4 separate regions of the Homo sapiens genome follow, and regions 2, 3 and 4 are each linked to region 1. The links are chromatin loops, found by intact Hi-C in ENCODE. Cell type or tissue: dorsolateral prefrontal cortex. All regions are shown on one strand. Links, peaks and the distances in the headings refer to the core of each region. The heading gives the core; the rest is flanking DNA. Region 1 overlaps KIZ (kizuna centrosomal protein). Region 2 holds the start of NKX2-4 (NK2 homeobox 4). Region 3 has its middle 53 kb from the start of LINC00237. Region 4 overlaps LINC01727 (long intergenic non-protein coding RNA 1727).

Region 1 (7,926 bases), core at 1,807-6,806:
CCTAGAAGTTTACAACTGGACTGGAGGTCCTACTTCAAAATAAGCCATTTTCAGGCAAGACACTGCAGATGATTAACTGAGTAAATTAAAATATAACCATGTTCCGCCGGTCTCATTTGAATGGGACAATCGGCTGGGTGTGGTGGCATAAGCCCAGCACTTTGGGAGGCTGAGGCGGGTGATCACCTGAGGTCAGGAGTTCGAGATCAGCCTGGCCAACATGGTGAAACCCTGTCTCTACTAATAATACAAAAATTAGCCAGGCATGGTGCTATGTGCCTGTAATCCCAGCTACTTGGGAGGCTGAGGCAGAAGAATCGCTTGAACCTTGGAGGCAGAGGTTACAGTGAGCTGACATTGCACCACTGCACTCCAGCCTGGGTGACAGAGCGAGACACCGTCTCAAAAAAAAAATAGTTAATTAATTAGTTTTAATTAATTAAAAAGTAATGGGACAATTATCTCTGCAGAATTTCCCAGTAGCTTTGGTCATTTTTTCTCCCAGCTCTACCAGGAATGTCCCATTCCCATTAGGGAGATGCTCACTTGTTACCATTCTGCTGTACTGACTTCATCACATCTCTCCCCTCTGCCTAGCCATTAAGCCATCTTATTTTGGATGCATTTTGGTAACTGCTTATAAATTCCCCTGCTACTGATAAACCAGATTAGGACAATGCTAATCAAAGTCACTTGTGTTCTCAACCTTGTTAAACTTAAAAAGTTAGGGCCAGCCAGGACTTCAACAGAATAGGTTTTATCCGAGAGCAGCCCTGGCACACAGTGAACACTCTATACGTGGAGTCAGGATGACACAGTGCACTATGGAAAACAGTAACAATTACGTGTCAGTTGTTCATTTTATATGAACAAAAGGCTAACGTAGCTAGAATTGGTCTACACAGTCAACATCAATATAAAGTTAGTAAGAATTACTGACAATAGGTTTTGCTTTGTGGAGCCAACAAGTAAAGACAAAAATGAGACACAGAATACCCAAGGCCAAGAAACCCACTATTTAATTAGAACACAGCATTCACAGATTATCAATCCAGAGCCTTCACTGTGCAGTGGTTGAGCCCAGAGAGGTTAAGAGATGTGTCCTAAGACACACAGAGCGAGCCAGCAGTAGAGCAAAAGTGGAACAAAATGCTCCTCCTGGGACACTCCTACAAATGTACACGTTGTAGACACCCGCCCCACAGGGCCTCCTGAGAAGCAGTAAAACAGTAGGGCAGGGAGAACCCTGCCACAGCATGTGCCTGGCTATGTGAGCTGCTTTCAGAAGCTGAGACAGAATCAGCTCTGGGGCCAGAAAGACTCTGCTCACTGCATGATCCTGGGCAAGTTCCCTACCTCTCCAAGCACCAGTTTTCTTGTCTGTAGAATGGGGACAGTAATGCCTTCCTGGAAGTGTTCTGATAAATTTACAGACAATCCTGTGTGACAGCCTGCAGACAGCAGACTTCAGTAAGCAGTGCCACTGCACTGTCAGCACATTTGGATCAACAAAAGCATGTACTCAGTTTGCTGATGTGCAGCCGTGGGTTCTAAGTGGAAGTGATGAGTACTTAGGCACAGGGGTCAAGGAATGGGAGGTTTGGGGACAGATGGAGGGAAGGCAGGCCTGAGATGCGTGAAGTTTCTTCCTCGAGGAACCTGATGAGTGGGTGCCCTTGAAATGGGAAGAGACAGGGAAACTGCCTCAGCCAGGCCTTCCAAGAGCAGGGGCAGAGCAAGGCATCGGACTCTGTGCTGGGGCTGCAGCAGCAAACAAGACAGACTCGCTCGATGCCCTTGAGGTGCCCACGCTCCGGTGAGGAGACTGACACCAGAATAAACACCATGAAATTGGCTGAAAAGGCAACAGTGGGGTTGGCTGAGAACTGATGACAGTGGAACTGTGGGATGACATTCCAGGCCTCCAGCATGTGCCAAGAGCTCTCATCAAGGTCAGGGCCCGAAGCCAGACACCTTTCCATCAGCAGACAAGACAGCAGCCAGGAAAGAACCCCAGTGAGGCTCTCTGCAAGTGTGTTCACCCAGGTCCTGCTTCCTGAAACTGGGGATGCATGAGCAGAGGGCATATTCACAGTCATTACCAGTCTCCCTTTGAAAATGTATGTGTCCACACACACATTCACACACACACACACTCTCTCACACACTCACACCCTCTCACACACACACACACTCTCTCTCTCTCTCTCTCACACCCTTATGCAGATAACTGTACGAAATGCATGATTCCCTGCAGCTCAAGTACATGATGCCATACAGAAGTGAGGGAACTTGTACAAACTGACTTTTATTTAAAAAAAAAAAAAACAAACTAGAGTGAATGGTGGAGCTATATATCCATGCTTACTCACTCAGGAAGCACAATGACTATCCAGCACTGGTGATTAAGAAACCTGCCGCTGGGCATGGTGGCTCGCCTATAATCCCAGCACTTTGGGAGGCCGAGGAGAGTGGATCACCTGAGCTCAGGAGTTCAAGACCAGCCTGGGCAACATGGCGAAACATCATCTCTACCAAAACCACAAAAAATTAGCCAGGCATGGTGGCATGTGCCTGTGGTCTCAGCTACTTGGGAGGCTGAGGTGGGAGGGTTGCTTGAGCCTGGGAGGCAAAGGTTGCAGTGAGCGGAGATCGTGTCACTGTACTCCAGCCTGGGTGACAGAGCGAGACCCTGTCTCTAAATAAATAAATAAATGAAACGAAGCCTGCCCCACTGCGGGAGGGAGGGTACTGGGAAATGGCTTCTAGCCCTGACTACAGATGATAACAGAAATAGCTAGGGGGACCACAGGAAGGGCATGCTGTGCAGCCAGGTCTCCGCTTAGGAAACGTTCAGAAGGTTAAGCCTTGAAAAATCTAGAAGGCCTTAACCAGGTAAAAGAGTGGGGCAAGAGCATTCCAATAAAATCCAGGGACATGAAATAGTGGGTCATACGCGGGCATGACATGCGGTCTGGTTGTTAACTGTTCTTCAGCAGGGGGACAAGGGGAGCTGGCTGGGAAGGGTGTGCAGTGTGCAGACTACCCGTGCTTGACAGAGGTGCAGGCAACAAGGGTCTCCTGAGAGGTGTGTGGCAGCAGAGGTGGGTGTCAGATACTCATTCCTGGCCCAGGGCGGGAGCAGGGGGTGGAATTTGGAGGAAAGAACAGAGGGAAAACCTAATGTTAGTAACACATTGACTCGATTTCATGGTCAATATCTATTTTTTTTTTTTTTTTTTTTTGAGACGGAGTTTTGTTCTGTCACCCAGGCTGGAGTGTAGTGGCACGATCTCGATGCACTGCAACCTCTGCCTCCTGGGTTCAAACGATTCTCCTGCCTCAGCCTCCCGAGTGGCTGGGATTATAGGCGCCTGCCACCATGTCTAGCTAATTTTTGTACTTTTAATAGAGATAGGGTTTTGCCATGTTGGCCATGCTGGTCTCGAACTCCTGACTGCAGGCGGTCCACCCACCTTGGCCTCCCAAAGTACTGGGATTACAGGTGTGAGCCACCGCACCCAGCCATCATTTTTTTTTTTTTTTTTTTAAACAGAGTCTTGCTCCATTGCCCAGATGAGTGCATTGGTGCAATTTCAGCTCACTGCAAGTTCTGCCTCCCAGGTTTATGCGATTCTCCTGCCTCATCCTCCCAAGTAGCTGGGATTACAGGTGCACACCACCACACCTGGCTAATTTTTTTTGTATTTTTAGTAAAGATAGGGATATTCACCATGTTGGCCAGGCTGGTCTTGAACTCCTGACCTCAAGTGATCTGCCTGCCTCGGCCTCCCAAAGTGCTGGGATTACAGGCATGAGCCACTGCGCCTGGCCTGTCATATCATTTTTTTAAAAAAAGAAAAAATAGCCATGGCCCATTAACAAATATACCCAAGTTATTGTGACTCTGAGGCCTCACCAATTGAGTGTGGCAATGAGACTCAGAGGGTCCTGCCAGGAGCACTGTCTATGATGTCCAGGATAAGGAGGAATGGCTCCCGGCAGCAGGAAGTATCCTTCCAGTTCTGGAGTCTTATTAGAAGGCTGAAAATAGCTAATTTATTATAAGACATAGTCTTTAGACTCCAAATTCTAAAATTTGTAATAATTTTTGACTGCTAGTGGAAATCAGTATTACAATTTCTAAAGGAGCAATTTCAGCTTGAACGTTCCTCAAAACAGACATATGTTTCTGAAAAACAGAAGGCAAAAAATAATCCAGAAAGAAAAAAATCCCAATGACTATGCCAACAAATCTCTGTAAACACTAATTTTAGGTTTTAAAGGCCTACCAGTAATTTAACAAAGTCTGAGCGCCCCCTGATGGTTAATCGGGGTTCCTACAGAAGATGCCACTTTCAGCTGCCTGAGGTCAACTTAACTTTTTCTCTTCAAATAATCAAGCGATTGTTCTTATTTGCTTTGTGCAGAAAAAACAACGTATGTAGGCTTGTGATAAGAAACGTGACATATTTAGGAAGCTGCTAATTCAGTGGAATTTAAGAATGGAGATGTGCCAAACCCAAGACAGAGAAGAGTGCTTTTATATAAGAACCTAAAGGACTTTCAGGAAAAACTCATTTTTATTTCACTGGACTATTGGTTCCTTATAATCTTTATGTTATCCTGGGGAAAATGGCACAGTGACCAGGCAAAGACAGAAAATGCCACCGCCATCAGAGCATCAGCTGCAGGCTGGCGCCCTCCACTGGCCGCTCTGGTGGCTGCAAGGCTGGCACAGAATGCCACCCACGGTGGCCCTGCCAGGGTACAGTGGCGGGGTGACTTCTGCTACCTTTCCCCCAGGCAATTATGTTGCAAGCACACACCCTTTCCTTTTGGTAAAACATTATCTGGTCCAACCAGTAAGCTGAAGTTACAAGGCAGGAACCAGTAAGCTAAGGGCAGGCTTTTAAAATATACTCTCCATTGAACAAATGGATCCGGGAGAGTGAAAACCGCTTGCTGGGGAAGGTAAAGCGAGACAATGTTTGCAGAGGAGAGGAAGCTCTGGCATGCACCCCTGAACAAAAGGGAACAAGTGGTCTTTACTTGGAGAACGGCTTCCTATTAGGACTCACTCCTTCGTACATTATGCTTTTCATCCCCACTCAACCACAAAATGATTTTGCTGAAGCAAATACAATGGTAGAAAAAGATTTACACTGAAAGAATCTTTAATAATAAACTGTTGCCAATCTGCCTACTTGCCCGTGATTTATAATACAATAAACATCGGATTCTATTACGGCTCATGCACTGAAGCTGCTGCTCTGAAAAACGGAATATGAAAGCACCCGAACCCCACCACCATCACAATGAAATGAGCATGTATAAATGTGCTAAGAGTATCTCTTTGCATCTTTTATAGCTTGTGTGTATTAATCTGTAACGCTTATTAAGAAAGTCATTGCTATGCAAAGCAGCACCCAATCCCTTTCTCTGGCTTTTCAACAGGAGTGCACTGTTTAGCCAATAGGACGGACCCTCTGGCCCTCATTCTGCATTCATCACAGGCAACATTTGCACAATGTATCTCTCAAAGGCGGCTGAAAAGAAGGCCTTAATACTCATGTAAACAACTGCAAACCAATTACTTAATGAATCAGGCCCACACATAATGAGGTGCAGACAAAGAGCTATAAATGCATTTTTGCGCCCAAGCCGCTGCTTTAAAGTAAAATCCCTCAGCTGTAGTTTGGGCTTAACTAGCACATCATAATTATTGTCTCTAGGACATCAGAGGAAGCCATTTTTTTTTTTTTTTTTTTTTAGGTCCAGTGGGTTTTTTTTTTTTCTTTTTTTGAGGTTGCTCATCAGCTCACTGACAAAATAGAGCAAAGAAGAATTTTAAAAGTGCTACAGCAGCACTGCACTGTTATGTTTATTCTCAAGTACCGGGTTTCGAGACCACTTGTAAAAGCAATAAAGCACAAGGAGTGACTGCAGTAAGTGGGATCCTTAAATGTAAGCCTCTAAGAAATTTCAGTGAATCCAGCACAAACAGCAAAACTGGAGCTCTCCAAAGCCCAGGGTGGCATATGAACAACACCAAGCCCAGCACAAGAACCAAACCGTGACAAACAGCACGCCAAACCCACGCACTCTGGACCCAGACCTTTTCATCACTGGATTATTATCAAGTGCCTAGAACCAAGAGTTCCTTCAAGGCCTTTTTGTGTGGTTTTTTTTTTTGTTTTCTTAAAGGGGATGATGAGATTACTTGTAATTTATTAGGAAATTAATTTCATACGGAAACGATACTAATAACAAAATACCTCTGTCTCAATTTGAAGGAGGAAAATGCTTGATTTTAGTTTAGTAAAATATAGACAAGATGTGAAATTATTAGACTGAGAAATGTTTTACAAAATCCAATTGCTTTCTCAATGTCTTTAAAAATTTCCCAAAGAACCTACGTAAAGACTGTTTAGGAAGAAGTGAGTTTTTTAGTGCCTCTATATATTATTAAGCCAAATGGTAACATTCGGCCCTGAAAATTATCTGTAGAATTTACTGTCTTTTAAACTTTCTTTTAGGAGACCTAGAACTTGAATTTATAATACAATCATAATAACATAATACTTTAACACTCTTCCTGTCCCATTTACCTCCCACTTCCTTCAAAAATATGGACGAAAACTCAGGCATTAAAAATAATAACTTCTGAAAATTAAATGAGTTATTTCTCTAAAACTTAACTTGTCAAGTTTCTAAAACTTATAATTTTAGAAATTCAATCTCATTTTAATATACTCCAGGTTCTAAAAACATTGTATTGTTTATAAAATATGAATAAAAATAGGATTTTTTTCATTTAAAAAATTCAGCATTTCTGGTTCAAATCATTTTCTCTTATGGAACATTATATGTTATACTAGAAATGTAAAGTTCCTGTTCTAAAATTTCATCAGAGACAAGCAGTTAATTCAAATGTAATATAATCATCTGAAGGACACCTTTTTACTGAGCAATGCTGTTCCAAAAGGAAAGTTGCTATGCCATTTTAAACAATATTTAGCTCAAAGCAAAAGAGTAGGGTATTTCATCAGGTGATGGCTTATATTCCCATCTATAAATTCTAAGTGACCTGAAGCTACTGTGATTAGTATTTTATGTTAATGACAAATTCAGCACACAACTCTCTTATCACAGCTCAAAAAACCTACAAGAAGCGAGTGCTACAGTTTGACAAATGTGAAAAGATAAATTTTGTTCTTTATGGAAAATAAGCAAGAAAGTATTAGAAAAGGAAAGAATAACCTAGCCTAAACACTTGGTTAAAAAAAAAGAGGAAAATAAAAATGAATATCCAGCAATTACTAGTTTATATATTAGCCATCACAAAAAGAAGAAACATGCCACTTTATTTCTTTTAAGGCCTGATGTTTTCTCTCTGCCCTTTTTCTGACAACCTCCATTGTGTGGTCTCTAAGCAGTCCTACTGCGAGCAGCTGTAGACGCTAATTTGTGGTTCACTGAGGTGTCAATTGAGTCTTAAACCAAGGAAACAACAGCTGCAAAACAATACTTGGCTCTGGTGCAAATATTTTCAAAGGTAGACTAAAGTTTCAACTGTTATTTTAGATAAACAAAAACCCAAACCATAACCCTCCAAGTCATACAACAAAATAATACGCAGCCAGAGTTTAATTCATTGCGCTGTGACATTTCTCATCTTGTTGCTGCTATTCAGAAAGGCTTTCACAACTTTACCTTGACAAAGGACTTCCTTCACTAGATGAAAAACTAGCTTCCGAAGCAATTTTGTTAGCTGTCTTTGTCTCGAATGCACCGCTGCCAATATTCAAACCTGTGATAAGCGTAAACATGGAGAGTGAGGGTTAGCTGTCATGCAGCCATGGGACAAAATGAATAAAGTGGCCTCACAGTAAGTTTGGTGAAACAAACGCCAACAGAGGAAGA
Region 2 (7,926 bases), core at 1,335-6,334, 160 kb before region 1:
GCTTTTTCCCCCCTAGAAAGGGCAGATTCTTTGCAAAACCATACTGAGTTGAACAAAACAATTATTAAAATCCTAAGAACAAAACCATGGAGAACATTTCCACCAAAGGGCTAAAACCAAACAGAAAAAGGAATATGTAACACTGTTCTTGCCTTCAAGACATGTACTGTCAGGTTAAACTTAAATCGATTCCACACACCCTTTTCTGGAAAAAAAATAAAACAAAATATTGCTTAAGAAAGCACTCTCCTTGTTTTTCTTTCTCCTGCTCCAGTTTCCAGGAAAACTTAAAAGTGTTATCTTTGTTTTCTCGTTATCATTATTATTGCTGCAAGATTGTTTTCAAAATTTAATCAATATGCTTTGCACACTGCTTTTGTCTTATGCTTTGTCTTGTTCAGTATTTAGTAGAGAGTTCATAATGTCTAAGTATTCGGGTAAAACTGCAAGTCAAAGGATGACAAAGTTTTAAAAATCTGTTTATCTATGGTTTTGTATTTTTCCAAAGAAACTACAATTTTCACCTGATTTCTGCATCCATTTTCATATCGCTTGAACAGGTTATATTTTTCCAACAACAACAAAAAGACCCGTTGCGAACAACTAGAAATATTTGGAAGTTTTGATATTTTGTCTTTCTCTTCTTTTTGATCACGGTAGTGATGGGAGAATAAACTTAAGTCAGAGATATTTACTGAGAGAAAGAGAGTAAGAACACACACAAAGGGAAAGAAAGCAGAAAAAACTTTACAAGTGCAAACTCAGTAGGAAACATTTTAGGAAATAAAAATGTTCCCCCTCTTTCCCTTGTTCAATTTCCATCCCCACAGAGGAAAAACAGAATACTTACAAGTTAGCATCTGCGTATTTATCAGTGTATGTGTGTTTTCTCTCTTCTCTGGGCTTGGATACTTTGAGCTAATTTGGAAGTGCCCGTTTGGTTGCCCACAAAATGATGCTTAAGGGTCTAAAAACGCATAAATTAGGGAGCCCTACAATGGCAAAGGACGGTCATTGTACCTCCTCTCTTTATGCGCTCTTACGGTGGGACCCAAGAGCCTTTTTTTTTTTTTTTAACACTTTAGGTGATGGAGCGAATGAGGGGCTGATAACTGGAGAGGACGAAGCAAGCCCCCGCAACACCCTCCCCCCAAACTTAGCAGCACGTTCCCCATTCCGCAATTATACCGGACTTTGGTGCGAAGTCACTTTAGAAAACTGGGATCTGGAAGGGGCCAGGCGCGGAGTCCATGTCTAGCCTCGACGCCAGCCTCCGAGTTTCTATTTCTGGTGCTCGAGGGCTGGGGTAACGGCCGCGGATGGAGGAGCGAAGGATGGGAAAAGCAAAGGATGGGAAAAGCAAAGATGGGAAAAGCAACGGGGAGTGATCTTTCCAAGAAACACCCAACTGCCCCTTTTACCTTTTTTTGCCTCCATTATGGGGCGGGGGTTGGGGGGGCGAGAGAAAAAGATGTCAATGACCATTGTTTGCTCGTTTGGGATGTTGCTCCGCCCCCCGAGTCTGTCGTAAACCTGGCGCCGGACTAAAATAAACCCCAGATCCCGCAGCCCGGGGGGCTCGCCGAGCCGCCGACTCCTCGTCACAGGCTCAGCTGCCGCGGCCGAGGTGGCGGCGACGAGCGGCCGCCGCGTCCTGCCGGCGCGCGCCCCAGGCCCCCCTACCTGGCTGCCCGCCGAGCCATGTCGTTGAGCCCAAAGCACACGACGCCCTTCTCCGTGTCCGACATCCTGAGCCCCATCGAGGAGACCTACAAGAAGTTCAGCGGCGCCATGGACGGCGCGCCACCCGGCCTGGGGGCGCCCCTGGGGGCCGCGGCCGCCTACCGCGCGCCGCCACCTGGGCCCTCCTCGCAGGCGGCGACCGTGGCGGGCATGCAGCCTTCTCACGCCATGGCGGGTCACAACGCGGCGGCCGCGGCGGCGGCGGCAGCAGCTGCGGCGGCGGCGGCCGCCACCTACCACATGCCGCCCGGCGTCTCGCAGTTCCCGCACGGCGCCATGGGCAGCTACTGCAACGGCGGCCTGGGCAACATGGGCGAGCTGCCCGCCTACACGGACGGCATGCGGGGCGGCGCGGCCACCGGCTGGTACGGCGCCAACCCGGACCCACGCTACTCGTCAAGTGAGAGGGGCCAGGAGCGCGGGGCTGCGGGCGGCTCAGGCGTTTCCCGCCACAGCCGAGGGGCGCGGGGGCGCGGGACGGGGTGCGCGCGGCTTAGGAGGTCCTGGGGCCGAGCGGGCGCGCGGGGCGTCCTGGGACGCGGCCCGGGACGCGCGGGGTTTCTGGGGACCCTGGGCGCGCGGGGGGTCCTGGGACCTGACCGGGAACGCGCGCGGCGTCCTGGGACCCGTTGAGGGCGTGGTGCTCTGGGACCCGCCGAGGGCGCGCGGGGCGTGCTGGGGCCGGAGGCCGCGGCGGTCAGGGGGTCTTGGGATTCAGCGAGGGCCCGGCGGCGTCGCGGCCGCGGCGTGAAGAGAGCGGCGGCTGGACCGGCTCCCGGCGGGCCTGGAGCTCACTCGCCTTCCCCCTTGGGACTCTTCCCCAGTCTCCAGGTTCATGGGGCCGTCGGCGGGCGTGAATGTGGCCGGCATGGGGTCGCTGACCGGCATCGCGGACGCCGCCAAGTCGCTGGGCCCGCTGCACGCGGCGGCGGCGGCAGCCGCTCCGCGAAGGAAGCGCCGCGTGCTCTTCTCGCAGGCGCAGGTCTACGAGCTGGAGCGGCGCTTCAAGCAGCAGAAGTACCTGTCGGCGCCCGAGCGCGAGCACCTGGCCAGCATGATCCACCTGACGCCCACGCAGGTCAAGATCTGGTTCCAGAACCACCGGTACAAGATGAAACGGCAGGCCAAGGACAAGGCGGCGCAGCAGCTGCAGCAGGAGGGCGGCCTGGGCCCGCCGCCGCCTCCGCCGCCGTCCCCGCGCCGCGTGGCGGTGCCTGTGCTGGTCAAGGACGGCAAGCCGTGCCAGAACGGCGCCAGCACGCCCACCCCCGGCCAGGCCGGTCCGCAGCCGCCGGCCCCGACGCCAGCACCTGAGCTGGAGGAGCTGTCGCCCAGCCCACCCGCGCTGCACGGCCCGGGGGGCGGCCTGGCGGCCCTGGACGCGGCCGCCGGGGAGTACAGCGGCGGCGTCCTGGGCGCCAACCTGCTCTATGGCAGGACGTGGTGACAGCGAGGGCGCCCCGGGGCTAGGTCCTGGTGCACCCGAAGGGTCTGCAAGAAACTGCTAGAACGGATGGGGGAGGCATGCGAAAACCGACTCGCGCGTGTAAACTGCGATTCAAAACGAACCGGTCTCAGAGAGGAGCAGGCTGTGAACCTCTTGCTGGGGGCGGGGGACAGCGACAGCCCGGAAACCGAGTAGTGTAACATTATGCCACGAGGCTTTGAGGTGGTGATTTTCTCCTCCTAGAAGTTCTTAAATGACGCGAAAAGGTGGAGAAGTTCACACGGCATTCTTAACTACAGCTCTCAAAGTTGGAAACTTTGTTGGCGTTTGTAACTATAAAAATCAACCCAGCTTTAACAATCAGTCCTTTTTGAAGTGGAATTTATCTTGGGAGATTAATTTTCGAAGGGCCCCCTAAGTGCAATTTCATTAATGTTTGATTGAAAGTAAATTGAAGTGTAGCTCAAGGTGGATCATACACATAGCAACATTATTGCAGAGGAATTATTGCCATTTAGGTAATAGAGCAATGGAATCAAAATAAAATACTGATTATATGGATTGATGGAGCTTTTTAAATTTAATGCTGATTTCAAAATGTTTTGATGATTATTTGGCAAGTGAGTGTTTGTATGTTACGCTAAAAGAGGATTTTCCCCCCTAAGATGCAGCTCACCATAAGAAAGGTTGTATACTATTTGTATATGAAATCTGGTCTCCCAACATCAACTGAGAAAATAAATAACCCTATCCTTCTGTAAACATGGTATTTACTCTCTTTGAGGTATTTTCTTGTCTGAATTTGAATACCTTGATAAAGTACTAGAACAAACAAGTAAAATTTCTAAAATTGACATCAATTAATCTATATTCAAAGCATGACAAGAAGAAGAAAGGTGATTTATTGAATTGTAATCAAGATATAAGGAATAAGTAACTACAATATAATTTTTCCACCATATTTAGAACTTAGGAGTTGCACTGGTTTTGTTGGTGTTTTATTGTACAAATAATGTATTTACTCTTTAATATGCCGATTTATATTTCCTATGTTTCTAATGGATATTTAAATATAACTTAAAAGAAACAAGTTCTTTTTTCTAAAAGTCAAGTGGTCATTTCTTTTTCATTAAGTTTATACATGGCTTGATGTGTTTTTAAAATACTAATTGTCATGATGTGACAACACAGCTCAGTTTACTCATAAATGACTGGTAGTGGACTAAAAATACTAAAAGCTGACGAATTTGTGCTTATAAATAATTAATGAAAATTAAAGAAATAACATGGATAAAGCATGATTTGCAAATGATCAAAACAAATAGTTACCGGAGACCCTAAACCTCTTCTACATTTGAGATTTTAGAATTACAGCTTGGGGCTGAAACATTGTGTTTCACTTCATTGTTAGAACATTTTTCTGAATGTGCAACTTGAATTCATAAGAAGGTGTTTTAGAAGTTAAACTTGCACTTTTTCTAGACTCTTGTATAGTAATTTTTTAAAACTCCAGTTTCTTTCACAGAGGGAGAAAAAACACTAAAGAAGCAAGGGAATCACCCTTTATCAAGGGGCCGTAAAAGAATTTTTAGAAAATGAGATCTAATTTTTAAAACATTTTATGTAAGAACAAATAATCTGAGCAGACAAATTTGTAAGAAAACGCTACAGTACACCCACAGGAAATTCTCTCAACTTGGGGTGTTTTTGGCATATTAATGGAAATGACTTTAGAAATGTTAACTAAGCTAGCAAATCTATTATTGATGTGCCAAATTTCAAAATGTTTGTTTATATTAGTTTGATTTCCTCACAATAGTACCATAATTCTGAAATTTTACTTCTAGAAAACGTTCTAAAAGCCCACATGGTTGGCAGTGTTTTTTGTTACAGTCCAATACCTACAAAAACAATAATAGCTTATAGTCCAAGGGCTCCGGGTAACATATTTAAAGAAAATGAGTCTTCATGAACAGTTTATTTCTGGAACAAAATCCTTTAGACTGAAGAAGTGCACTTTCTTTAAGAAATATGTCACATTAAGAAGAAACAACTTTTATATACAATATTTTCTGGAAGTGTATTTTGTGTGGGCATATCTTATTCCTTTCAGCATTCCTTTAAAGAGTAAAAAACCCCAAGCCAGAAATAATTGCTGCAAAGGGCTTAACATTCTATACCCAGAGACTGACTGACTGTATGTGTGCATATCCTGAAATTAGGGAAAGGTTTGATTCTTGAAGCTTAAAATAGAAATGTTTTTACCATAGAATCCCACCTTCTGATTAATGCAAAACGAGCTGTTTTCTTCTTTTTGCAATTAGTGCTTTGCAGATCTTTTATAAAAATACAAATGGCCAGACTAGGTGAAACTCATTAACTGAAGAGGAGGATAAGTGTCTCCACAACTGAGAGGGAGGACTGGCGCAGGGTCTGAGTGGAACAAAGGCCCCTCAAAGTTTGGCAGAGGCCACAGCAAACCTGTTTCAAAAATGCTTACTCAGCAGATGTGACCTTTTCCTAAATGTTTTTGGGTTTTACAACAATCTAACTTACCTTTTCCAATTGAGGCACGGAAACCAAAAGCCAGAGTCAAAGTTGCAGAGAGGAACGGAGGGATTGCAGGTACTTTTCTGTAATCTGTGTTGGGATGTATATTGAAGTGCTGTGTGTGCGAGTGTGTGCAGTTTTGAAGGACACAAGAAGGGTGTTTTGTATATGGAAGGATGGGGGTGTAACCCAGTTGTCTTCTATTTAAGTCTTTGCCTAGAACTAAAACCTAATGGTCAGAACAAGTAGTCAGACTTCTATCAACACAGATGTTGTGTTCAATCTCCATTCGGCTAGCGACTGTTTACTTTCAATTTAAAGCAAATCAGAGACTCAATCCTGTTCACTAAATGCAAGCATCTTCCATAGACTTGCTTTGTTAACTCCATTGAATACTGATGATTTTAAAAGACTTTTTAGAATAAATTTGTGAGCCATAATTATATAAAGACCTATCAATTGGATTTTTAGATGTGAATTTGTGCTGAAGAGAAAATAATGCATTATGTGATGGCAACACAAATTGCAGACACAGTTCAAAGCATGGATAATACTCCCTCACTGCTTACCATAACACTAATGTGTGGATGAAACCCTGTATGTTAATTATTTGAGTACAGTTTTTTGAAACACTATTATTATCCTGCAACCCAGTGAGACAGAGAACGATGATACATTTTTAAAAATATAAATACCCTTTCACTACTAGTGAGATTTGGTGAACATCTGGGGAAGTTTCAAAGAAGATGCCTAGACTGGGGAACTGCATTCACATCCCATCAGGAATTTGCGCTCTCCAGTAAGTATTGAGATAACTTTGTGATTTCAGGATCACTTTTGTTTTTATTATTTTTAACTTTAGAGGTAATGGAAGTTTCTGGGAGAGGTGGGTTTGGTTTTGTTTTTGCTTTAGAATGTTTACTTGCAATTGAATGAAATGCCTTTCGTTTTTTGAAATTCCATGTAACCTTCAGTAATTGTTTAGGTGACTTCTAAAAAAGTTTAACTAGGAACTAGGAACATTGCCTAAATTTAAGTTGTGCAAACTATTTTGCAGTAGTGAACAGCTATATTCCTATTTCATACACATCAATTCAAGCCTGTTCTCTTTTGGCCCTCATTCCATAAATAAGGCGTGGAGAAACAAGCCACAGGAGGATTCTGCTTTACTGAGTGGAGGAGAAATCCATCGAGAATGGGCCGTTTGCTAGTTCATTCGTTTGGTGACTTTTTCCTGATGGGAAATAGCAGAGCAGTGGATCACCAGGAATAGAGTCTGGCGAGATCGCAGCTCCAGGATCCTTTCGGGGTGGGCAGGAGGCGTCAGTCAGTGGGACGGAGCCAGATCGAGAAACTGGGGACTCTAAGTTGACTCTTCAGGGAATGTCCAGATTTTAGATTTCTAAGCATAGCAAAATTCGGTTACTTTCACACTTGGAACTTAAAACGGCAGCCTCGGAAGGAAGACCATTTCTGGTATTCTACAGCTCTGCTGCTTGCAGGGAGTTGAGATGCAGCGGCAGGTTGAGAAGCTGCGGCGCCGCGGACGAGGAAGGAGGGTGCGCCCGAGGGTAGAGGAAGGGGCTTTCCGCGCCCATCCTGTGCGTGCGGCCGGCTCGCGGGGCTCCCGGGAGGGCCAGCCGCGGGGTCTGCGGGCTGGGCCGGGCGACTAGCGAGCCGCAGGGGAGACCCAGGCGCCGGGCGCGTGCCCCACGTGCACCGAGGGCCTGGCGCTTCCCGACCCCGCTGGGAGAAAGTTGAGCCAAGCACCTAGGACCTGAGCTCTGAGTAGCACGCGGGGCCCGGGCGCCGCCACCATCCCGCCCCCGGCTGCGAGGTCGCGGCGCCCGGGCCCTTCAGTTCGGTCCAGGCGCGCCCAGCAAAGGAGTGCAGGGACCCCGGCCTCACCCGGCCCGTTCCTGGCATCCCACGTCATCGTACGAAAATTAACCTATCGCTCATTACACCCAATTTGCCTTTGTAACGCTAAATGGCAATCTAATACCAGTTTGTAGACGGCTTTGTACATTAACATACATTACCCCATTTGATCTTTAAAGGGAAGACAACTGCTCATTACGGGCCCTTAGCCCCAGAGTAGTCAGGCTGTTTCCAGGTTCTAAGATTTTGTTTAACAGGAGACCCTGAAAAAATGTGCCGTTTAAAGAGAATATAATTGCGTACAA
Region 3 (7,926 bases), core at 1,631-6,630, 180 kb after region 1:
ATCTGGGTAGTAGGTATGTGGATGTTTATTTTTCTTTGAACTGTATGTTTTAAACTTTCTGTTTATATCACACATTTTATAATAACATATTATTTTGAAAGATATCTGTCAATACCTGTTATGACCAAAAGGATGAGAACCAGACATTATGTGCTTCCTGGTGGAAATACCCACTCTACTATAAAGTAGTTTTACCAAGAAAAAAAAATAGAGCAACTTGTATATGCAATTATAATTTTTTTCCCCAGGAAATACAGAGGACTGAGGAACTTTATAGACTATACGATGGAGATGAATCCAGCAAAATCCAGCTTATATGAAGTAATATGGGCCAATCAACCTACTTTCTTCAACAAATAAATGACAAAGAAAGGAGAGATGTGAGTGGAAGTCCTACAAAATAAAATAGATCTGACAGAACAATCGAATACATCTCATGGCTTTATTTAAATAAACACACTTTAAAGAAACAAACTAAAAAATTATGACATTTATGAAACAATTGGAAACTTGGAACATCAATGGTTATTTGATATTAAGGGATAATTGATCTCTGTGAGTAAGATGGTAAATTTGAAGGTCAGATTCTAAGTTCAATTTATTTCAGTTCTTGCTTTTAATGTCTCAAAAAAATAAACCTCACAGTTTTATATATCCAAATGGAAGAAGTGCATCAATGGCTGGGCTAAGTGACAAAACACATTTGTAATCACATCTTTCAATTTTCAAAAATTTTTATTCGAATTTGGCTAAGTAAACTATAGCTTTCTTGATATCAGTCTAACAAAATGATTGAAAAGTATTGCATTTTTATATTTTCAAAAATCTGCTCAGAATGAAGAAAAATTCTTTGTTTAGAAGACCTTATAACAAGTTAAAAATTCTGTTTGTGAGGGTGCAAATATGGGAGTTTTGGGTAATAAGTATATTTGTGTGACAATGGAAATGTTTCCGAACACACACTGTTCAAAATGCGTCATTATGGGATATATTTTCTTTTAAAAGCAGCTACTTTTCACTCCTTGGTAAATAAAGAGAACTTCCTTTCTCTTTTACACTATAGTAATAGATTGTGTGCTTGCTTACTTGAAAAATATGTGTGAGGTCACATAGTAGTGACAGCTACTTGTCATCACAGAGAAGTCCAGAAATCCGGAACCCTTTTAGTTTCCCTGTTCTTTTAGGTACATTGTCCAAAGGACAGTCTGTGTGGTCCAAAGATTTCTTAGGGTCATTTCTATTCTCATTATAAAATGTGTTAAAGATTCAATCATATTTGGCAAGTCTCGTTTTTATAAATTTAACCTCATAGGTGACATCTGTTGTTTTCTTCATCTTGCTTCACTATTTGCTAAGAACGACACAGTAAATGGATTTGATGGTTGTGCTTTCTTTGTTAACTTTACTGTAATTTTTTTCTTAAAAAACAAACAATAATTCAGCCATTCCACCACTAGTGATTACACTTAACAGATTTCCACCCTGAACACTTTTTCAGTCATTTACTACTGAGACTGTAACGGTTTAGTGGCTCATAAAAAAATGGCCTTTGGTGTATTTCACTATTGAAATGGAATCTAGCAAACAGCACAAAGCGAGACATGTTGGAAATATCTGTACTTTCATTCAATGCTCTGGCAAACCTTGGTAAAGCATAATTTGTTCTAATGTGTGTATCTTTAAATCTTCAGCATTGTTTGCTATGCATTTCCAACCGCGTTGCTAATAAAGGCAGGCATTTTAACTTGCCGCCTTATTGTCGTTTCTGTATTATTGCAGCCATTTTTACTGGGGCATAAAGAGAAGGGTTTACTCAATGGTAGGTAGCTTTTTTATTTTTCTTTATTTAAAAACTTCAATATTTTTCAGTAATCTGTGTGAAACTTTGATAAAATACTGAACTGAGTATCTCACAATTGTAAACATTGCTTAGAAGTCTCAGATATTTGCTTCTGCACACCAAATGCTTACTATTTGTAGGTCTTGGTTATCACTGTGACTTTCCATCACCTTCACCTCAAATCTTCAAACCACCACACACATGTGGAATTCATTCTCCATAACAATGGTTGGATATGCTCATTATCAGTAGTCTTCATTATAAGTTCAATATTTTAGGCTGAATTCTTCTCATACTAATTAGATTATTATAATTTTTACCTTGTAATGAGGCTAATGGGAGGTATTGGGAATGCAAGGGTCAGTTCTACCATTTATTTTCATCTTTCTGCTTGTGATATTAGGATTATCTTCAATCCATTGTTTCTTGTCTACAATATTTTTAAGCCACTTTCCCAGGTTGAGAAAGTTATTTAGTTAAAGCTGGATTCATATAATCTGTGCGTTCATTTAATGAGGCTCACAGAAGACACCAAGTGGGCGTGCCACTCTCAGCTGGAGTAGTGGAATTCCCATATTCCCTCAGGGGGACCTCTGGTACCAATTCTGCAAGACTCTGACACACAGACCCAGGAAGGGCACTATTGTCAATCATTATAATGTATTTCAGTAAAACTTAATCACTTTGCCATTTTTACATAAAACTTACAAATAGATGTCCTAATATTTTCTTTTTTACCCAATGGATTGTCATGCACCCCCCCATGTGGAGACCCTGGCTTAAGGTTGTATGTGTTTGTATTGTGTGTGTAGCTGTCTAGTAAGAGAAGTTAATTAATATTTACAGACTATCTTCTAGTGCCAAATACTGTATTATGTGAGTTCCTTAATAATATAATAGCAGGTCACACCTGATTATCATGGGTGCCACCAGGCTTTGCACACATACTCTGTGGCAACCCTATGAGTTAGGTATCATTACTTAGCTATTGTTCAGGTGAGAGGCCAGGTATTTCCTTGGTTCATTTGGAGACCCGCTATGGGGAAGGGATGTCTTTCAACACCTGGAAACACACAACCTTGCTCACTCCTCAGACTCCTTCAACATCTTTGCTTTTGATCCTTCTGATTTTTAACTATTAAAATCCTTTCAGTTTTTAACTAAAATTTTTTTGTCGTTGTTTGTTTTTTGTAGAGACAGGGTCTAGCTTTGTAGGTCAGTCTCAAACTCCTGGTTTCAAGTGATCCTCCTGCCTTGGCCTCCCAAAGTGTTGGGATTACAGGCATGAACGATTGTGTTAGTCAACTAATATCTTTAAAAAAATAGTAGTCATCCATGCACAATATGAAGTCTCTCACCTATCCCCTGTGGCCAAGATTGGTAACCTCAAGGGCGCAGGAGCCCAGCTGCTGTCTTTAGCACCGTTACACCATTAGTGTCTAGAAGAGTGCCTAGCAAAGTAATCATGCAAATCTTTGTTGAACAAATGTGTGACTTGAAAGTTTTACTTCCGAAAGACAGTAAACATAAAAGTCTATCTAAAATATGGGATAACTTTTGTTTTTCACTATATCTCTTTTATAAGCATCCTTTAAATGTTTTCTCAATTAAAAAATATCTTCATGTGATCTTGAAAATGATAGTATCCTTCTCTGTATTTGACTAATTTTATTTGATGTTGTCTTGAGGGAGGCTTCTCTTCATAACTTCGCAATTTCCAAATAGGGGATTACAATACTAGCTGAAGCACCAGGCTTTGCATCCTGGAAAAATTAAATCTCAGCTTTAGGATATGTATTAATCATATAGACGTGAGCAAACAGTTGGTTAACATTGGGAAACCTGGATATTTTTCTGAGCATTCATTTAGGATTTTAAATGGACTTCTCGCTTGTGTTTATGAGAGGCTTTGCAAAAATGCCCCCAATCTTTTCTGAACTGAGGCTCAGCTTATTTTTCTTTCTTCACTATAAATGCAATGCCATTGGGTCTTTTCTAGTTTCTCTACCTGTTAGCTGGAGAGGCTGTTAATTTCAGCAATGTTGCATGATTTTCTACCAAATTGAGTTGGCTTAACTGACTCAAATTCACTCAAGAAGTTTTATGGGTAAAGTTCTTAAGGGGTTCCTTTCAAAGTGAGCTGAGACTAGAAGTATCACTTTGTGGCATACACACACTCTTGTTCCTTAAGTTCTCCTTGTCTTCGGAAGAGATCCTGTGTGAAGCCTCCCTGTAGAATCACAGAGGGCTCCATTCCACAACCCCCACAGCTGCAGCACTTGTTTATTTATAAATCAGATGGATCCCTGGGGAGAGTGTTTTCCCCTCAGCTGGCCTAGGTTTTTACCACATACGAGCTATAGCTGAATCTAAAACTATGAATAAACTGATAACAAGCAGAAAGATATATTTTTGGCGTAGCATTTTCAAGAATGGAGGAATGCCGTGTAACATGGGAATGAATGTGTTAAAATCCTTCCTACTAGATGAGGGTCTCCTGGCCAGGGAGCTCTGCCAGCGAGAATCTTTCCTTTGTCTCAGCATGCCCCCAGCTGGCAGACGGGGCTCACAATTTGCTTTCCAATATCTCAGCCTGGATATAGGATCTGGTGTTTAAAAGGAAAAGGGGTACATGAAGATTTCCCCAGCCTGCAACGCTCTGGGCAAATAATAGCCTTTGCAGGGTGATCTTGGGCTGTTGCAACACGCGAGGATTAACTATTCAAATAAAGTTCCTTCTCTGCTAGAGAACAAGCCATTCATTCAAGCACGGTTTATCTGCTCCAGGCCATGGGTTTTTGCATTTTTGCAACAACATTTTCCCACTCTCTCTACCCCTCCCCCAACATCTGGGGTGACAGAGGAGGGAACATAAATAATGGTCAGGGTCTCACTGGCTGCTCTATTCTAATCTGTATGGTTTAGTCAGTGGGCCTACTGGGGGCAGGGGAAACTCTTAACTTTGGGCCTAGGGAATGTAGCAGGTGCTGTCGGTATCCTGCCACCACTCACTTAACCCACTGAGGAGGTGTCCTGCTGACACTCCCTCCCAGGTCAGTTTCCTGTGTCTCTCTGTCTGAGGGTGTTGTCTGTGGACTGTGCTCATCCATGGGGCAAACCAGAAGCACCCGGGAGTTAACACCCTGGGAGTGACCCTCCATCAATGAAGGGTGGGAATTAATGGAAAAACATGCAGCGTCCTCACTACTCAGAGGGACAATTCCCTACAGCCTCCCCGAGGCGTCCCTACAGCTACAGCGTCCTGGGGATTTTGTCCTGGGCGCCCACTGCAGTCACCCACTCACTTACCCACACTGGGTTCCCTCCTGCCTGACTCTCCCCACTTCCTCACAGGGCTTCCTGGGGGTCAGCCCCCAAACAAACCACCGGAACGCAAATCTTCATCTCAGGCCCTGCTTTGGGGGAACCCATGCTAAGTCAGGCACCCCTGGGAGATGCAACTGGGCAGGCCAGCTAGGCCTGCCTAAAGCACCCAGCCCAGTGCTGGGGTGGGCTATAGCTTTCCTCCTAATTTTGATGTGGTTCTTGTCTCTTGTTGGCTGTCAGCACAGTCACAGCAGGACAATCTCTGGCAGGCTCCTGAGAACACGCATGCGGTGCCCACTCATGAGAGTGACCAGTGGAGGCTGATGCCTGGCCCTGCCCGGCCTGTCCACCACACCCTGAGCCAGGCATGGGGCTCAGTCAGCAGAGGAAGGGGAGCTTTTTGTGAATTGGTCCATCACAGGGGGCACCGGTCATCTCCCCAGAGTGGTGACTTTTGTGATTTGCCCACAGGTGCTTTCAATGCAGCGGCCTTGGCCAATGGAGGCTCACCAGTTGAGTTGCTGCTTGTGACCTCTTCTCTGCTTTCTGTCTTCTTGAGTAAGGTGTTAGATCCTGCTCTGGCTGACCTCCCAAGTCAACCTGAGGCCCTTTTCCCAGAGGACTCTGCCTCCCAGAGATCACCACCTCCACGGAACTTGTTGATCAGAAAGTCACAGAAAAACTTTGTGAGAGCAAGGCCACCACCACTCACCATGAAAACATAAGAACAGTTGCAATTCAGGACAACTGATGACATTCAGGTGTGCAATTGGTTTTGATTAAATTGATTTGTATAAACTCATATCCACATGTTACTAAAAATAAATCGTGTATAAACTATTATGCAGTTTCTACTGAAATTAAATATATGCATACCAGCAATTTCACTCCCAGGCATAGATTCAAGAGAAATGATTGAATGTGTCTACAAAAAGACATGTTAAAACATGTTAACACTCATTTCAACATTCCAAAACTTACTAGAAAGCAACAGTAATCAAAACAGTGCAGTACTGGCAAAAGGATAGACATGTAAACAATGGAATAGAATTGAGAGTCCAGATATAAAATCACGTGCCCATGGCCAACTGATTTTCAACAAGGGTGCCAAGACCATTCAGTGGAGAATAGTCTTTTCAGCAAATGGTGCAGGGACAACTGGATAACCATACCCATAAGACCGAAGTTGGACCTTACCTCATACCGTATACAAAAATTAACCCAAAATAGACCAAAAACCCAAATGTAAGAGCTAAAATGATAAAACTATTAGAAGAAAACGTAAAGGTAAATTTTTATGACCTCAGATATTGCAATATATTTTTAGATATAACACCAAAAGCACAAACACCGCAATGATTCGTCAGTGCAGGGCATAAAGTCAGCTCCCTTGTTCCAACAGCTTGGAGGTCCTGATGGGATCACCTGATACCTTGAGACCTCATTCCAGTCCAGAGTCCAGCCTCAATCTGCTTCATTCACACCTCACAGGTGTTGATACCAAGAGCATTGCCTAAAAAAACTCAGCTTCTGCCTCCTGGGGAAATTGACCTGTAATAATGAAGTTCAAGCTCAAGCAAAACTACTTGGTGATGGCATTCAGAATAGCGATTTCCTCAGGATTGGGGGCAGGGGTGTGTGGCTATTGTCTGGATCTGGACTTCCTGCCCCATCATCTTTGCTCCTCATGGGGCTGCACTACCTGGTCTGTTCATGGTCCACTCTGAGCTGCAGCTGTGTAGGCAATAGCCTTTACATTCCCAGGGCTGGCGGGGCCACAGTACTGTGCTCACACTGCAGACAGCTCCCAGCCACGAGTCCATGAGCCCTGCTCCAAATGTGAATCACTCACCTGTAAAATGAGGGAGTCAAATGGGATGTTTTCTTCTTTGATATGGCTTTTTTTTTTTTTTTTTTGCAAAAAGTTGTATAGTTTTATGAAAAAAGTTAAACTGTTCAGGAAAGCATAATGAAGAGAAAGAATCCTCCTTCTCAGGGATGACTGTCGTCAACAGTTTGGTAAATATCCTTCCTGACACTTCTCTATGTGGATTGTATACCTCCTGTGCCCTCTTCATAGCCCCTTGACCCATCTTTTAACTCCAGTTGTTGCCATGGCCACCAGCTGTGCAGGTATAACTCCACCTCCCCTGCCTATCTCTTGCTGTATGCCTCAGGGCACCCCTGCCACTGCAGGATGGAGCACTCACCACCATTCCAGTGCAGGTGATCGCTGGAAGGGAAAAGGAATGAACACCTCATAGGGCAACTCTTGACCAATGGGGCCTATATCTAGTGGATAAAAATGCCCCTGTCCTGTTCCTCAAGCGAATGATTCTAAGGCTGTCTACATAGTGCTCCAGAGAGTCCCAAATAGGCCTAGGCCCAGATGTTCACAGTAGTGATGATCCCTCTTTCTCTGTCTCTTTCTTCTCTAGCCTCCCTCTCCCGTTTCTGTGGTCTCTTTCCAAAATACACTGACCATGTACATGTAAGCCCTTGTCTCAGCCTGATCTGGGAAGAACCACAATCACTAAGACACTGTGTATGTGTGTGTGTGTATGTGTGTGTAAGTAAATCAATCAATCAATGTAAAATAAAGGGGCCATGCTATTCACATGGCTCTACAGCCTGAATTTGTACTTCCTATGCCAGGAGATATCTACATCTATATCCAGATTTCCACCATCTGTGTAGTACTTTATTGTTGTATGTGGATGCTTTACCTAACTTATTGGGTGGTTTCTAGGTTTTTAGTG
Region 4 (7,926 bases), core at 1,750-6,749, 380 kb before region 1:
ATGTACTTTTAGAGTATTACTCAGGAAATTTTTGCCCAGACCAATGTCCTGGGGAACTTCCCCAATGTTTTTTTGTTTTTGTTTTTGTTTTTGTTTTTAGTAGTTTCGTAGATTGAGGTTTTACATTTGTCTTTAATCCATTTTGGTTTGATTTTTGTGGGTAGAAAGTGACAGGGGTCTAGTCTCATTCTTCTGCACATGGATAGCCAGTTTTCCCAGCACCATTTATTGAAGAGACTGTTCTTTACCCAGTGTATGTTCTTGGCACCTTTGTCGAAAATGAGTTCACTGACCATGTCTGGATTTATTTCTGGGTTCTCTATTCTGTTCCATTAGTCTATGTGTCTGTTTTTATACCAGTACCATGCTGTTTTGGTTACTATAGCCCTGTAGTACAATTTCAAGTCAGGTAATGTGATTCCTCCAGGATTGTTTTTTCGCTCAGGACAACTTTGGCTATTTTGGTCTTTTGTGGTTCCACATATTATTTTAGGATTATTTTTTTCTGCTTCTCTAAAGAATGTCATTGGTGTTTTGATAGGGATTTCACTGAATGTATACATTGCTTTGGATAGTGTACGCTACAACCTGTAATTGGTTTTGCCCTTTCCACTTCTGCCTCCCCTCCTTTTAATCAAAAGAGGGAGAGAGAATGGGCTGGACATTCTTTCCCATCCATGTCCTCAATGAAATGAAAAAGCCTACAGAAAGAGCTGAGGATAGGAGTACAAGGGCCGCCAGTGATCCCAGAAATAGATAGAGGCAGCCCAAGATGAAAGACACCTTCAGGCAAGAACACACTTCTCTATCCGCTTCTCTCTCTGTTTAAAATTGAGCCCTTCTGACTTTCCTAATAATAAAAATGCAAAATTTTAAAGATCATAAATCATCTTTTTCATCTATGAGATTTGATAGTTACTTATTAGCATTATTAACAGTAATAGGTATTAATAGTATTATTAACAGCCAATATATATTGAGATTGACTTTTAAAATTCACCTATAACATTTACAAAGATAAAAAAAATGGGGGGCACTAAACATATTTTAGAATGGGTTAAAAAATAAAAAACCTGGCAATACCAAGCACTGGCAAGGACGCAGAGCAACTGGAACTCTCAGAAATTGCTGGTGGAAACGCAGACTGGCTTGGCTGCTCTGGAAGAGGCTTGACAGCTTTTAAAAAGTGAAACATACACTTACTGTGTGACTCAGCAATCCCACTCCGAGGCACCTACCCAAGAGAAATGAAAACTTACGTTCATGCAAGAAAACCCTATACATAAATGTTTATGCAGCTCTATTCTTAATCAACAAAAACTGGACACAACCCATTTGTCTTAATGGGTAAATGGATAAGCAAACCGTGGTTCATCCACATGATGGAATATCTACCACTCAGCAATAAAAAGGAACGAATTATTGATGCATGCAACAGCTGAATCTCAAAGGCATTATGCTAAGTGAAAGTAGAAGCCAGACTCAAAAGGCTGCATATTGTGCGATCTCATTCTTGTAACATTCTAGAAGAGGTAAAACTATGAAGACAGAGATAAGGTCAGCAGCTGTCAGGGATGAAGGATGTGTTTGACCACAAACAGGAAGCACAAAGTAGCTTCTGGGCATGAAACTGTATATTTTCTCCCCAGTTTTACTGAGGTATAGCTGACAATTAAAAATTGTATATATTTAAGGTGTGTAACTTGATGATTTGGAGTTGTTCTGTATCTCAATTACAGTGGTGGCTTCACAAACCTATACCTATATTAAGATTCCTACAACTACACAAAAAACGCCAACTTTATTTTATATAAATTTTAAAACTAATAATAATAAGAGAGATTAAATATTAATAAATATATAAACAAAGATGGGAGGGCTCCTGGAGAAATGGCTGATGCCAGGCCTGAGGCAAGGAAAATGCAAGATGAGCCTGGAGCATCTCGTGCCAGAGAGCAGAGAGGGGCTCAGAGGACACAGGTCCAGCTTGAAGGGGCTGCCACTTGCCAAATTTGGGATGATCTGGCTGTCAAAATGGATAGTTACAGAAATACACTGGATAGAGAAAGAAGCCTTGAGTACAATCTGATACTAAAAAAGTTGAGGGATAGGATAAGAAGTTTTTCTTTATAGAAGAGTGATAACTTTTTTTAAAAGTAGAAAGAATGGGAAATGAAAGAGCACTTTATAGCCGGCAAAACAGCAACTGATCCAGGCAAGAATGATCAATAGATACTAAAATCACTGGGTAAGAGATTGCTGGGAAGCACGATATTCTGTCTCAAAGTATCACCCAGTAGGTCACTTAATAATCACAAAAGATCAGGGTACATTTCCAATGGAGAAATATAGCAGACACTCACTTAACTGAGTGATCAAAGTTAATGTCACAAATTGTGGACAAATTGACATCTTGTTGTTCCTCCTGATATGACGCCCTGAGAAGGAAGCAACAGCATCTATATAATATGCCTGCCAACAATATTTATGCTAAATCTAATCCTGAGGCTCAATCAGGTAAATCCAGGTCTAAGTACACTCTATAAAACTCTTCAAAATGCCAATGTCATGAGAGACCACAAAAAGACTGGAGATCTGTTCTGGATTCAAGAGACATGACTGCGAAACTCAATATGTGACCCTTGATTCCATTCTGGATCAAGACAAAAATCTGTTAAGTACAGACAGTCCCCAACTTACAATTGTTCAACTTACAATTCTTCAGTTTTACAATGGTGCAAAAGTGATAGGCATTCAGTGGAAACCGTATTGTGAGAACCCATAAAACCATTCTGTTTTTCACTTTCAGTACAGTATTCCATACATTACATGTGATATCTAACACTTTATTATAAAATAGGCTTTGTGTTGGATAATTTTTTCCAACCGTAGGCTAATGTAAGTGTTCTGAGCACATTTAATGTAGGCAAAATTGTTATAATATTCAGCAGATTTAGTGTATTAAATGCATTTTTACTTACATTTTTTCAACTTATTATGGGTTTATGGGATGTAATCTCATTTTAAGTCAAGAAGTGTGTTTATTCAATGACTTGATATAGATTCTGTATTAGAAAACTGTATTTTAGCAATGTATTTTAGCAATTCCCAAGTGTACCAATTATATTATGCTTAGGTAAGGGTGTGTCTTTGTTCTTAAGAGACACACACCAAAGCATTTAGGCATCAAGTGTTATGATGTCTATAGATAATTCCAAAGTGTGATAAAAACTAATAGAGAGCAGATGTGGCAAAAGGTTAACACCGGGTGGATCTACATTTGGTGAAGCACTTACAAGCACACATTGCACTTGTTCGTACAATTTTTTTCAAAGGCTGTTTTTTTTTTCCTAAAGAAAAATAAAGGAGAGAAAAAACTGATGAGGAAGCCTAGTATTGACAAGGTCGTGGGGCACTGGAAATTCTCCTGCGCAGCTGTTGGGAGTGTGAGCTGGCACATGCTGCCTGGAGGGAAGTCGGGCACATAGTAAAGCATAAATCGAGCATACACTTTGACCCACAAACTCCACAGCCCACCGCTTTCAGGTTAACTTAGAGAGAACTCACTAACGTGCAAAGATGTATATGCCCTAAAGTTTCACTGCAATCTTATTTTTTATACCAGAAAAGTAGGAAATGGCTTAATGTCCATCACTGGAAAACTGGTAAGTAAATTATGTTCATTTCTAGCCTACTAGTCAAGATCCTGGGCTCTGAGGTCAGATACCCTGGCAGTGCTGATCAATTTTCTTGTGCCACAGCCTGTTCATCTGCTTAATGGGCATAATACAAACTCCCGTTCTGTAGAGTCATTATGAGATTATGCAAGACCATGTATGTGCCTGGCATATAGCAGGTATGAAATCAGTATTATATACCATTAGCTTTATGTAATTGATAAAAAACGATGAGGCCTACCTTTATTTATGGACCTGGAAAGACGCTTCTGTCATAGTGTTGAATGAAAAAGTAGGTTATGGGATAGAGGAGTACAAGGTCTGATTGCACTTGTGTAAAAGTACATTTTTAATTCCCGTTTGAATATATTCGTAGCAAGATGTCTGGAAGATTGGCCACCTAAGCGTTAATAATGGGTCCCTAAGGTGAGGACGCTTCCAGTCTTTTATTTCCTTCTTTGTACATTTCTATATCCTTCCTTTTTTTCTTTTTTTCTTACAACACATGTAACAGTTTTACAATCAGATTCTATTTAATTGTAAAAATATTAATAAATCAGATCCATGGATCTTGCCTGCTCAGACCTGACTTTGTCTGAAGGGTTGACCAGATGCCCTGCTGATTGAGACCCCAGAGGCTACTTGCCTACCTTTGGTACAAGTCACTGTCCCTTCTCTCAGCCTGAGTGTTCTCTCTGCCAGGCACGCCGGAGGCATTTACGTGTTCAGCTCTTTGTTCTCTCCATGGGATTATGTTTTCCCCACATTTCTACCTCATTTTCACGCAGCCTGCAGCGTGTGTGTGAAGCATGTGTTTGGCTCAAGGGATGACAACACACCTGCAGAGGATTCACTGAAGCCTACCTTGGGGGGCACTCAGCTCTTTTCTGGGTGTTTTCTAAGGGCATCCACACTGTCCGGCAGAAATCCAGTTTGCAGCACCGTTTCCTCCCCAAGCCTGGTTTTCTGCAGCCTGGTCCCTCACCAAGGTGCCAGGATTGAGCTGACCACGAGATGGCAGTCTTTCCTTGCATCAGGCTGGCCGAAGCCTGCATCCCCAGACCTGTGTGCTTCTGAATCCAGCTTCTGTGCTGCCCGAAGCAATTTCAGCAAAGAGATTATTGACTAAAGAGACCTTCACTAAAGAAGAAAACAGTAGGATTAAATATTCGGAAACAGAAGAACTCGAAGAAGAAAATACAATTTCCCAACGTCACATGCTCACCCATCCTTCTCCTCTTCAACAAAAGTCACAACAGTTGTGTGTCCATTTGCAGTCTGGGGTAGAATTAGAATTGCCAAGCATCCCAGTGAGGTCTGAATCCACATTCCTTTATTTCTTTGTGCCACTCAAAGCCAGATATTGATGTCTGAAAACAAGATACATAAGCTTCATTATTTAAGTGTCTCTTCCTTAAACAAGACCGCTTTAATACTTAACAAGGTAGGGAAGCTACATAATTTAAAATCTATGCGACAAGAAATAAGAAATTATTTGTAGCGGGCTCCACTTTTACACCCACCAACAAAGAAAGACATTCACAATTTTTTGCCTTCCCAGGGCCCCAAAATACAACACAGGCCTGTTCTCCTGCTCCGGGCAGAAGCCGCAGCTGAAACTGTTCTTTATCAGCTTTTCTTTCTCAATATTTACCAACCAATAAATCTTTTTTCCCCTAAGACAACTGACATTCGAATCCTGTTCATGTGGAGGCTTGTTATCCAAATAATATTAAATAAACTGCTTCATTTTCTACTGAAAAAGTATGAAGATGGTTTTTGTTTTCTTTGCTGGTCAATATTGCAGAAGAGAGGGGCTGCTCTCATCCATGGGAAGGACAGCTGCCTGCCTGCAATGAGCACATCTCAATCTCCGAGCCTCCTGCAGAGGTGCCTCCTCTCTGTCCTGTCCTGGAGCCATGAAAGCTCATCTTCAGGCTCCCACAGTCCCTGCTCTGTGGCACCAGCAGGGTCGAGCCTGTCTGTACCATTGTCACGGTCATAACTGAGGACCCCATAGAATGTTGCCGGAGCTGCAGGAGTATTTTGCCCATTTTCCAAAGTGGAATAAGTCAGTCTTTTGAGAAAAATTACAATTCTGTTGTTCCACAAGCCAATTCCAGCTTCCTTTTTTTTTTAGACAAGGTCTCACTCCATCGCCCAGACTGGAGTGCAGTTGCGTGGTCATGTCTCACTATAGTCCCACGTGATCTTCCCACCTCAGCCTCTCAGGTAGCTTGGGATTACAGGTGCACACCTCCACACCCAGCTAATTTTTTATATTTTTGGTAGAGATGGAGTTTCACCATGTTGCCCAGGCTGGTCTTGAACTCCCGGGCTCAAGCAATCCTCCTGCCTCAACCTCTCGAAGTGCTGGGATTCCAAGCATAAGCCAGGGCGCCCAGCTCAGCTCCCGCTCTTTCCTCTGTCAGAGGAGTGTGTAGTGCCAATGGTCACAGAGCTGGCCAGAGGGGTCAGGAGGGAGGACGTCTGGGCTAGCTCTTCTGCTAACTTCCTGGGAGGATCAGCAATGAGACTTGCGTCTCTGGGCCTCAGTTTCTCCATTCATACAAGGAAATGTTGGACCTGACTTTCTTTTAAACCTTCCCATGTTGCTACTTATCAAGGATCTGAAATAAAGGAGGAGGCTTTGGAGCTGGCTTGGTCTTAGTGGAAATTAAACATCTGAGTCCCTAAAGAAACTTCTAGGGAAGAAAAAAAAGCTTTTGAAGATTAATAGTAGCAGATAATATTTACTTGGAGATGTCTCTGTCCTAGGTACCATTCTAAATTTTGGTCATATGATTTAATTTAACTCCCATAACACCCCCATATTTTTGTACCCACTTGACACTCAAGGGAGCTGAAGCACTGAGGGGTGCCTGACTTCCCCAGGGATCGCATCGCTTGGAAAGATTGGAAAAATGGGAAGCCAGGTGGCTTGGCTCCAGGGTTCATTCTCTTAACTTCCTAACCCCACAGCTGGCAGCAAGCCCAGGAAACCTCTGAGGGCTGCCGCAGCCAGGGTGGGTTGTGGGGTGGAGCTGGAGCTAGAGGCTCTGGCAGTTGGAGTCATGGGCCCTGGCCTTGAGCACTGCTCTGTGAGTGCTCTTGTCTCTTTCTCTCGTCTTTATTTGGCCTTTACTCAGATAGACGTTGCCGGGGTGATAGTCATGCTCATCAGTATACCCAGATTTCTGACATGATTTTATTACTACATAAATAAGACATGAGTAATGTTTCCTCATTAAAAAAAAAACTCCAAGAATTACAAGTAAGACTAAAAATCCCCTTTGAGCACCACTGCTCTCGGTTTCCTCCTCTCCTACTACAGGAGATATTGTCATCGTTTTGGATGTTGCACTACAAATTATTTTCTATGAGGTATGTACCCTTAGAAAACCTGTGGTCACGCTTTGTAGTTTATGAGGTTCTGTTTCCTTCAGCAATGCTATCGTGCTGCGTGTATTATTTGGAAATCGCTTTCCTCGGTCAACAGTGCATCTTGAGACACTTCCATGTTCCCACTTACAGATATGTCTTGTGAGCATCCCATTGTATGAATGAATCTGAGTTTATCTGTCCATCCCCGTTTTGATGGCCATTTAGGGCATTTCTAAATTCGTATTTTTCCAGAAATTGCCATAATGTATTTCCTTTCACATACTGCCTCATGCATGTGTACAAATATTCCTTTGGTCTAAATGATGAAAGTGAAATTGCTGGGTATCATCATATTTTATTAAACTGACATAAATATCATATGAGATTTTTATAAAGGCTCCCCCCAAAAATGTTGGGATTTGAAACTCTTTATTAACCTCAAATTGCTATAAGTGGTAACAAAACATCAGTAAGATTTGAGGGCCATGAGATGCAATAATGGTGAGAGAGGAGTGGGTGATGCCTGTGAATTGTAAGGCTATGCTTTTCCCTTCCACGCAAGAAAGCACAGCAGAATGAAAGAGGGGTGAAAATGACGTGAATCATGAAAACTCTTAAATGCATTAGAATTGGAATTTTTTAAGTAACATACTTGCAAACATGGCTGAGATCTGCTGTGATTTACCTGCAGGATCCGTCCTTCTGCACAACCCATGCTGTCAACCAGGAGCTATTCTGTCCCCACCGACTCAACGAGGCAGCAACCAGTTCTGTACATGAAGATTCCAAGGGATCCCAAATGGCACGTGTTAGAACAGACACTATCCAAGAAGGAAAGGACATATCTGTCAACCATGCTACAAGT

The links. Peaks named below come from ENCODE experiments on the same cell type or tissue, not always from the same donor. Only the 100,000 strongest peaks of a DNase experiment are listed, where the experiment ranks them.
Region 2: it touches region 1 in a loop (2.1-fold over the local background); 9 of 110 quality-filtered maps call a loop at or near these places.
Region 3: a loop joins it to region 1, with 2.8 times the contacts of the local background. A loop is called at or near these places in 9 of 110 quality-filtered maps.
Region 4: it touches region 1 in a loop (11-fold over the local background); 20 of 110 quality-filtered maps call a loop at or near these places.

Annotation. Positions count from the first base shown.
Region 1 is chr20:21,232,621-21,240,546 of GRCh38, reverse strand. KIZ (kizuna centrosomal protein) reads right to left here. Exons shown (of 13, transcript NM_018474.6): 11 at 7,717-7,813. Among named protein-coding and RNA genes, the nearest start is that of KIZ-AS1, 18 kb to the right of the region's middle. RefSeq lists an enhancer at 3,953-6,395. In dorsolateral prefrontal cortex, for the core only: a CTCF peak has its summit at 4,351 (motif pointing left); DNase peaks (open chromatin) are centred at 4,316, 4,706, 5,496, 6,059 and 1 weaker place; H3K4me3 peaks cover 2,219 bases; H3K27ac peaks cover 3,926 bases.
Region 2 is chr20:21,391,175-21,399,100 of GRCh38, reverse strand. It overlaps NKX2-4 (NK2 homeobox 4), which reads left to right and starts at 1,575. Exons shown (of 2, transcript NM_033176.2): 1 at 1,575-2,143; 2 at 2,568-3,736. The coding sequence starts at 1,702. The coding sequence ends at 3,190. It overlaps LOC105372558 (a long non-coding RNA gene), which reads right to left and starts at 1,167. Exons shown (of 4, transcript XR_001754528.1): 1 at 525-1,167. In dorsolateral prefrontal cortex, for the core only: no CTCF peak of the experiment used is centred there; no DNase peak of the experiment used is centred there; H3K4me3 peaks cover 1,738 bases; H3K27me3 peaks cover 5,000 bases.
Region 3 is chr20:21,049,870-21,057,795 of GRCh38, reverse strand. No RefSeq gene overlaps it. Among named protein-coding and RNA genes, the nearest start is that of LINC00237, 53 kb to the left of the region's middle. RefSeq lists an enhancer at 4,714-5,214. In dorsolateral prefrontal cortex, for the core only: a CTCF peak has its summit at 4,397 (motif pointing left); a DNase peak (open chromatin) is centred at 4,375.
Region 4 is chr20:21,612,504-21,620,429 of GRCh38, reverse strand. LINC01727 (long intergenic non-protein coding RNA 1727) reads right to left here. Exons shown (of 4, transcript NR_109880.1): 2 at 7,747-7,882; 3 at 4,903-5,047; 4 at 4,708-4,768. It overlaps LINC01726 (long intergenic non-protein coding RNA 1726), which reads left to right. Exons shown (of 5, transcript NR_109878.1): 4 at 7,753-7,926. Among named protein-coding and RNA genes, the nearest start is that of LINC01727, 46 kb to the right of the region's middle. In dorsolateral prefrontal cortex, for the core only: CTCF peaks have their summits at 4,496 and 4,696 (motif pointing right); DNase peaks (open chromatin) are centred at 4,699 and 5,594; H3K4me3 peaks cover 657 bases; H3K27ac peaks cover 2,538 bases.